2 separate regions of the Homo sapiens genome follow, and region 2 is linked to region 1. The links are chromatin contacts, found by Hi-C or POLR2A ChIA-PET in ENCODE. All regions are on one chromosome and are shown on one strand. The core of a region is the stretch at or near the end of the contact, and the rest is flanking DNA. Distances in the headings are between cores, read along the strand shown. Region 1 has its middle 72 kb from the start of FOXL3-OT1. Region 2 overlaps PRKAR1B (protein kinase cAMP-dependent type I regulatory subunit beta).

What was found. A loop is a pair of places that touch in the nucleus more often than their neighbours do. ChIA-PET counts read pairs that join two places held with the same protein, here RNA polymerase II (POLR2A). Pooled maps may share reads with other maps.
Region 2: a loop to region 1 is called in a pooled map, with 3 times the contacts of the local background. The contact joins two enhancer-like sites. A Hi-C loop is called at or near these places in 6 of 50 pooled maps. POLR2A ChIA-PET finds 5 or more read pairs at or near these places in 4 of 52 experiments (CD4-positive, alpha-beta memory T cell, Panc1, activated naive CD4-positive, alpha-beta T cell and 1 more).

The regions. Positions count from the first base shown.
Region 1 is chr7:360,892-365,158 of GRCh38, reverse strand. No RefSeq gene overlaps it. Among named protein-coding and RNA genes, the nearest start is that of FOXL3-OT1, 72 kb to the right of the region's middle. RefSeq lists an enhancer at 1-365. Within about 2 kb of position 2,563, at least 10 of the 41 ENCODE cell types and tissues checked have a DNase peak (open chromatin) inside an H3K27ac peak, as active enhancers do.
Region 2 is chr7:581,971-586,237 of GRCh38, reverse strand. PRKAR1B (protein kinase cAMP-dependent type I regulatory subunit beta) reads left to right here. Exons shown (of 11, transcript NM_001164760.2): 8 at 1,670-1,730. Among named protein-coding and RNA genes, the nearest start is that of PRKAR1B-AS1, 19 kb to the left of the region's middle. Within about 2 kb of position 1,982, at least 5 of the 41 ENCODE cell types and tissues checked have a DNase peak (open chromatin) inside an H3K27ac peak, as active enhancers do.

The sequences.
Region 1 (4,267 bases), core at 1,314-3,813:
TCACACCACTGCCCTCCAGCCTGGGCAACAGAGCGAGACTCTGTCTCAAAAAAACAAAACAAAAACAACAACAAAAAGCAACAACACTGAGATCCCAGTAAGTAAAGAAGCGAAGGACAAGCAGAGACCCTCTGCAGAAACAGAAAGTGCAGGGAGTGGGCGATAAAGCCAGTAGCCCAGCTGATGTACAGCTCAGGAGGCATCGCCTCAAGGATCCGTGTGGTTCTCTAAGGACTGCTGGGGTCAGAGGGGCTGAGTCGTGGTTCTGTAAGGACTGCTGGGGTCAGAGGGGCTGAGTCCTGGTTCTCTAAGGACTGCTGGGGTCAGAGGGGCTGAGTCGGCAGGAGGAGGCCCAGACGTTTCTCTTCTTGGCCCGGGGTGAGTGGCTTGCCTGGAAGCCTCGGTGGCCTCATCTGTGAAATGGGTGTATGATCCTTTCGGACCTCCGAAGAGGTGGAGGGAGGTCATACGTGTCCAGCTTTGAGTGTGGTGATTGACTTGGAACAGCTCACCAGAAAGACCCTGAGTGAAGGATGCACGTGACCTGACTTTGGTGGTGTCACAGCCCTGTGCGAATCAGAAAATTACCTGTGACATGTCGAGGCCTAAGAGGATCTGAAGCTGTTGTGGGCGCTGGCCTTGCACCCCACACACAGGCTTGTCAAGGAACAGAATCCAGAGAGAACAGCCAACATCCAGCAGTGGTGACAGTGGGGAGGGGGCATCTCTGCAACGTAGTTGTATCGTGTCTGTTCTTTTTATTGCCGTATAACACACAGGGTATGATGTGACGTGTGCTAATATTAAGTGCTTGGATCAATGATTTTTTTTGTTTTTTTTGATACGGAGTCTCGCTCTGTCGCTCAGGGTGGAGTGTCGTGGTGTGATCTTGGCTCACTGCAAGCTCCGCCTCCCGGGTTCAAGCAATTCTCTTCCTCAGCCTCCCCAGTAGCTGGGATTACAGGCACCTGCCACCACGCCCGGCTACTTTTTGTATTTTTAGTAGAGACGGGGTTTCACCATCTTGGTCAGGCTGGTCTTGAACTCCTGACCTCGTGATCTACCTGCCTCGGCCTCCCAAAGTGCTGGGATTACAGGCGTGAGCCACCGCGCCCAGCCCAGATCAGAGAATTTTTTTTACAAGACACAGAACCTTCTCAGGATGCCACAGGCTGCCTCCTGCACTTCCTGTCAGCGCGGCTTTTGCGTAGCTGTGGGCCTGACTCTCAGGGCCCCCCGCGTCCCAGGCTTGCCGGCTGCTCAACTGAAATCTCCTATGTGCACTCTTTTGCTTCCGGCTTCTTTCCCTCCATGTCATGCCACGAGGCCCATCCGGGCGTGTTCTGTCCCCTGACCTGCTCCCCTGCAGATCCGCGTTTGCATGGTCTCCAGCTTCTTGCGGTCACCAGTATTGCAGACGTGGGTGCTCGTGCGTGTCCTGGGCAGGTGCATGAACTCAGCCTCTGGTGTGTCCCAGGGGCCTGCTGGGCAGTCGCACGTGGCTTCGGAGCCTGAGTGGATGTTACAGAACCGTTACTCGAAGAGCATGCATCAGCTGCTCCCTTGCCAGCAATGCATGAGAGTCTTCCCACTAAGGAAAGGGGGCAGCCTGGCTGAGTGCAGTGGCTCATGCCTATGATCCCAGCACTTCGGGAAGCCAAAGCAGGAGGATCATTTGAGGCCAGGAGATCGAGCCCAGCCTGTGCCACATAGTGAGACCCTGTCTCTACAAAATGCAAAATGTAGCTGGGTGCAGTGGCATGCATCTGTAATCCCAGCTACTCAGGACGCCAAAACAGGGGCATCTCTTGAGCCCAGGAGTTTCAGACCAGTGTCGGCAACATAGTGAGACCATGTCTCTACAGAACATTTTAAAAATTAGTTGGATGTGGTGGTGCATGCCTGTAGTCCTAGCTACTCGGGAGGCTGAAGTGGGACGATCACCTGAGCCTGGAAGGTCAGAGCTTGCAGTGCGCTGTGATTGCACCACTGCACTCCAGCCTGGGTGACAGAGCCAGACCCTGTCTCAAAACAAAACAAATTCCAGGTTCAAATGCCCTCGCTGGTGATGTTTATCAATATATTCAAGAAACAAATAACACTATCTTTAACCCGTCAAGAGAACAGCAGTGAAGCAAGCATTCTCCATCCCATCTCAGGGGGCGAGAGGCCCTTGACACAGAAGGGAGATAACAGCTCCTAAAACATGGCAGTGAGGCTCAACGGCTGAGCGCGTGGACGGGATCGCACCTCGTGGCTGCCGTGTCTATCCCAGGACTAGAAGTGGTTCAGTGTCACAATGGCAATGAATAGAATCCTCCACACCAACAGGTTTAAGGGAAAAATCTTACAGTCATTTCAACAAATGAGAAAAGAATGTTTGATAAAAGTCAACGTCCTTTCAGGAAAAAGATACTTCAAGTAGGAACAGCAGCGCCTCCCTAACCTGATAAATGTGCAAACACCCACAGCAGAAGCACCCCCGGAAGCTTTTGCTTTGATATCGGGACCAAGGGGCGGTGCGTTCCAGCACCATTTCACCAGCGTCCTTCCGCAGGTCCGGGCCAAGGCAGGAAAAGGAAATGAAAGCTAACGAGATCGGAAAGGAAGAAATACAACTTCTGACAGTCACGGAGGATACGGTTATGTGTGTTCGAAGAGCTGAACAGCACCAGGGTAAATTATGAAATCAGTAAGACAGCTGGGCAGTTTGCTGGAGACAAAATCAATATACACAAAAATCAGCTGTTTTTCTTCATATGCCAGAGACAAAGTGAAATTTAGAAAAGATGTCATTTACAAAAGCCTGAGCCTATTAAATACTAGGAAGAACAAACAATGTGTAAGATTTTTATAGAGGAAGCTGATGTAAAAAAACATGGCTGAGAGACATTTGAGAAGACTCAAGTGAATGGTTCCTTAAATAACTGTATTCATGAACCGAGAAGTCCCAAGTTACAAAGATGTCAACTCTCCCCAAAGGAATTCAGGCATCTCACGTACTCCATAGCCAGACTTCTGCAATTGTTTGTGGTGGTTCATGGAAAACTGACTCTACAATTTATGTTGAAAGTCAAAGAACTGGGAATAGCTAAATCACTCTCGAAGGGCAGAGATCAGGGCAGGAACTGGGGATGTCTGTATTGAGGCTTATTAAAAAGTCATAACATTTGTGACAAGGTGATGCTGAGGTGGGGACAGAACAGTAGTCCACACAGCATGGAGTCGGGACAGGGAGGCAGCGGCGTGAGTGGGAGGGAGTCAGGACAGGGAGGCTGAGGCGTGAGTGGGAGGGAGTCAGGACAGGGAGGCTGAGGCGTGAGTGGGAGGGAGTCCGGACAGGGAGGCGGAGGCGTGAGTGGGAGGGAGTCGGGACAGGGAGGCTGAGGCGTGAGTGGGAGGGAGTCGGGACAGGGAGGCAGCGGCGTGAGTGGGAGGGAGTCGGGACAGGGAGGCTGAGGCGTGAGTGGGAGGGAGTCGGGACAGGGAGGCAGCGGCGTGAGTGGGAGGGAGTCGGGACAGGGAGGCTGAGGCGTGAGTGGGAGGGAGTCGGGACAGGGAGGCAGCGGCGTGAGTGGGAGGGAGTCGGGACAGGGAGGCAGCGGCGTGAGTGGGAGGGAGTCGGGACAGGGAGGCTGAGGCGTGAGTGGGAGGGAGTCGGGACAGGGAGGCAGCGGCGTGAGTGGGAGGGAGTCGGGACAGGGAGGCTGAGGCGTGAGTGGGAGGGAGTCAGGACAGGGAGGCTGAGGCGTGAGTGGGAGGGAGTCGGGACAGGGAGGCTGAGGCGTGAGTGGGAGGGAGTCGGGACAGGGAGGCAGCGGCGTGAGTGGGAGCGTGGCTTTGGGACAACCGGACGCCCACATACAGAAAGCAGAGAGTGCTGTCCCTCTCCACACCACTAAAGGCAGACCTGCATGGATTAAATTCCTAAATGTAAATAAACCCCGTCATGGTTTTAGAAGAGGATTTAAAGGGCTGTTTTCATGACTTTGAATTAGGGATGGATTTGTGAAACAATCTACAAAATTATTCGTCATAAAGGCAAAGATTGGTAAATTCTAAAACATTAAAATAAAGACATTCTGTTACATTAAAATCTACCATAAAAGGAGTGAAAAGACAAGCCCGAAGCAGGACATGTGCCATATATATATTTGACCAAAAAAGGGAGGCCCAGAAGATTTAAAAACGTCAACAGGCGTCGACAAGCAAAGCCCCCGACGGCGGAAGATGGGCACACGGAGTCACTGAACAGCTTCCCAGGCGT
Region 2 (4,267 bases), core at 733-3,232, 220 kb before region 1:
AGGTGTAACAGAAATACTCAAAATAACAGTGTCTTAAACCACACGGCTGTTTCTCACGCTCTGGGAGTCTGTCTAGGGTGGGTGTGTTGTTCCATGGGGCCCGAGAACCAGCTTTCTCTTACTGATGCTCCTCAGGGGCCCAGGATGGCTGCTGCAGCCCCAGCCATCATCTCCACATGCCAGTCAGCAGGAAGGAGGAGAGGGGAGGGACATGTTCAGAAACTGCACATGCCACTGTGTCTGCGTGCCCCTGGTCAGCACTTGGTCAGTTGCACAGGTGGGAGGCACCTGGTAAATGCTGCTCACTGTGGTTTTCTGTCTCAGGGCATTACGGGAATTTGCAAAACAGCATGTCAGGAAGGGGTAAAATACGTCCCCATTCAAGTTGAGAGGCGGGGGCAGCTTTGGGGCTTTTAGGGCCCAGTCTAGGCTTTCCTTCTTGGTTCCGTGGTTCCTATCTAGGGTGGTCACTCAGCCCTGCGGAGCTGCAGTTTCTGCCTCTGGAAAATAAGGATAAAAGTATGTTCCCCTCTCAGGGTTATCTGTTGCGAGGTCGATGTGGGTCAGTGTGTCCAAGAGCCCCCCTCCCTGACCTGGAGTGGGCGTTCAACACAGCAAGTTCCCTCCTCCCTCCTTTCTCCACACCCCAGGGGACTTATCTAGGGTCACGGAAAAACCTCATCACTAGCATGTCGTCTCTCGGTCTGACTCACATCCCGGCGTACACCCTACTCGAACGCGTGGCCTCTGTCAGTGGATGATACCATTTGAATTTTAGCAAAGTCGAGCTTGCTGCTGTCCGGGTGGACTCTGTGTCTCTGTTTTTGGAATGTGCAGTGCTGAATCGTACCCACCGTGCGGCTGCTCTGTACAGTTGTGGAGTTCGTGCACTGTACAAAGGCCCAGGCAGAGGGTTGAGAGGGGCTGAGACCCAGGCTGCTTTCTGCACACCAGGCTGGAGCTGACTGCCTAGAGCAGGGGCCTCGTTCCTGTTTGCACCAGGGCCCATCAGCTTGATGGGATGTGTGTGCTTAAAGAAGGGGTGTGTTTTTCTAATTCACATTTATAATCCTAGTTTCTAGAATGAATTCTAATTTCTAATTCACATAACGCTGACAGGGCCGTGTTTGTTGGTATTGTATGATTCAGCATGCTTTTCCCAGGGTTGAGGGAAGTCAAGTATCGGCTTTTAATGGGTAACGAGGCAGCTTCAGGCACGGCTGGATCCAGGGTCTTAGCTGACGTCAGCCGCACTCTCCCTTCTACGTCATGTGCTTGAGTCTCTGTGTTGGCCTCAGTTTCTCCAGATGTGTTTATGAGCTCCCTGCCCTTCATGGCTAGAAACCCGGGTTCAGGCTCTGGCTGGCTGTGCGCTCACCGTGTGGAACTACCACGGGTCCTGGCTGGGTGGGGAACTCTGCTGCCAGCCAGGACACTTAGCAACCATGCCGGGAGCTTCTCCAGAAGCCCCCCGGGAGGAGGGAGGTGGGGGGCATAGGACACCGTGGCAGCTCACGCAGACTCCGAGTCGTCGAGGGCTTTGGGGACTTGGAATGCTTGGAGGGTCTCATTTAAAAGTTGAGAGTCATTTGGGGAAATCTGGAAACGTCAGGATGATCCAGGTATGAAGATTCACCTTCTTGTCTGTTTTTTACTTTCTCCCGAACAGGGCAGCACGCTGAGGAAACGCAAGATGTACGAGGAGTTCCTCAGCAAGGTCTCCATCCTAGGTCAGTGGCTGCGCCCCTGCACGGCTGTGTGTCCCGACATCTGGGCGCCTGCTGGCCACCCCGGCCTCTTCCCCATTCCCTGCGTGGCTGGCAGTTGAGTGTTGTTGGTATTATGGAGGTTTGGGGTGCAACACACAGGCATGCTCACGCACAGACACGTGCACAGATGACACACACTGTCACTTGTTGGCAAACCCCAAGAGCCTGCCTCCTCTCTCGTGGGCGGGGCTGCCCTGCTTCTCAACGTCTCTGCCATCCTGTGCGTTTCCTGTCTGCTTCTCCCTTTGCTGTCAGAGCCGCGCCCCCAGCCTTCCCTCCACACCAGTCCGTGTAGAGCTGAAAGCCAGTGTTGGCTCCCGGTACACGTGTGAGCTGGGTCGAGCTGCTTTCCCTGACCTGTGCTAGTTCCCTTCTAAGCGCAGTTTCTCTGGGAGCCGCCTCTGCCCTTTCTACGCCGCCATCATTGCTCTCAGTTCCGGGAAGGATAACGGCAGGCTGGGGTTTCAGGTGTGCCCAGGGCCCTTTCACCTTCGGGTGAGCCTGCTTAACGGCCTGGCAGGAAAGACGCTGCTGAAGCCTGAGTTATACGCGATGGCGCCAGCTGGGCCAGTGGGGGCTCCTTGGGCTAGAGCAGGCAGAACCGTGCAGGTGTGTGGGGGTGAGTGTGCACATGGGGGTGTGTGTGCGTGTGTGTGCATGAGTGTGCATGTGAGTGCACATGGGTGTACACGTGAGTGTGCATGGGTGCGAGTGCACATGCATGGGTGTGTGCATGTGTGTAGAATGCGTGTGAATTGCACGTGTGTGAGGGTGTGAGTGCACCGTGTGGGTTGTGTGTGGGTGTGTGCGCATGGGTGTGCATGCATGTGAGTGTGGGGGTTTGAGTGTGCACGTGTGAGGGGGTGTGTGTGCACCTGGGAGTGTGCAAGTGTGTGTGCATGGGTGTGCACGCATGTGTTTGGCACGTGTGTGAGTGGGTGTGTGCACGCGTGTGTGGGTGTGTATGGGTGTGCACACACGTGTGTGCGTGGGTGTGAGTGCACGTGTGTGAGTGGGTGTGAGTGTGCACTGTGGGTGTGTGCGTGTGTGCGTGGGTGTGCACACGTGTGGGGGGTGTGAGTGTGCACATGTGTGAGTGGGTGTGTGCGCCTGTGTGTGTGCACGTGTGTGTATGCAGTGTGGCTGTGCCTGTGTTCCTTCTTGGGGAGGACTTTGACCCCTGTTCTCTCTGAAATCCTTCTGTGAAATGTCGAGAAAGGAGCGTGCGGGTCTTTCCATTGTGGTAAAATGCACGTCACAGCACGCCGACCGTTTTGACCTTTCCCGGAAGCGCATTTCAGGGCCGTTGAGTCTACACACGACGTTGTCGGCACCGCTCCCATCCCAGAGCCCCGTCCTCACCCGAGACAGAGCCCCGTCCCTGTGAGCCGTCACCCCCCCTGCCCTCCCGGCCCTGGCAGCCCCCGGACCCTCCTGGTCTCTGTGGATTATTTGCCTGCTCGGGACGTTTCGTGGGAATGGAATCACCTGTGTGGCTTTGTGTCTGGTTTTAATTCTAGTGCCATTTTGAAAATGTCATACTTGGAAACACAAAACGAGTTGGTCCGCCAGATTTTATAGGGGCCGAGAGGGGGACATTTGCTCCCTCTGCAAAATCCCAAACGCAGGGCCTCTGCCGCCCGTCTGGGCGTCCCGCTGCCTTTCAGCCAGACCTGGGTGGTCCGGCCCCTGGTGCCCACCAGGCACTGCATAGTCAGCCCTGTGCCCACAGACTCCTTCATTCACCAGCGCTGTCGAGACAACGGTTGCTGCAGGCCATGAAGGGCGAGACCCTCTCCCTGCTCCGGGCGAGGGCTGGTGACCCCCCGGCTGGAGGTGGCTTCTTGCTTCCTGCGTCCCGGGCTCTTAGGGGCCGTCGCACGCCCTGGCCGCGTGGCCTCCGTCCGCCCATTTATGTTCCTCTGATTAATGCAGCAGCCAGCAATGTGACCGGCTTCTCCGTGGCCTCCCAGAAGAGTAACCACAAGGCACGATTCCCTTTTCCTGCCCAGTCAGCATCGGCACAAAGTCCTCCAAAAAGTGGCTGGCGGGGCGGTGTCTCCGCAGGCAGCTTGGCCGGAGGGATGGCCCTGGATGAGCCTGAAGCCGTGGGCTTCGGCATTTCTGTCCCCACACCAGAAACCTGGGAACGGCTTTTGTGCCTGGATGCTCCTGGGACCCCGCTTTCTCCTGAACGCGCAGGGCTCGGCCCCTAGGACAGGAGACCCCGTAGAATCAGCATGGCCCACATGGGAGCTGCAAGTCTGCAGAATTCCAGCACAGAGCTTGACGATGGGTTCCCCCCTGGGCAGGTGCACGCAGCCTTACGACGTCTCGTCCTGTGGCTGCAGGCTGCCCTTGTCAGGTGCTTTTTGGGACACGTGACTGCGTTTATTCTGCAGTTTACATGGTGAATGGGGATGGATCCCATCTGTGCAAAATAAAAAATTAGCTGGACATGATGGTACATGCCTGCAGTCCCAGCTACTTGGGAGGCT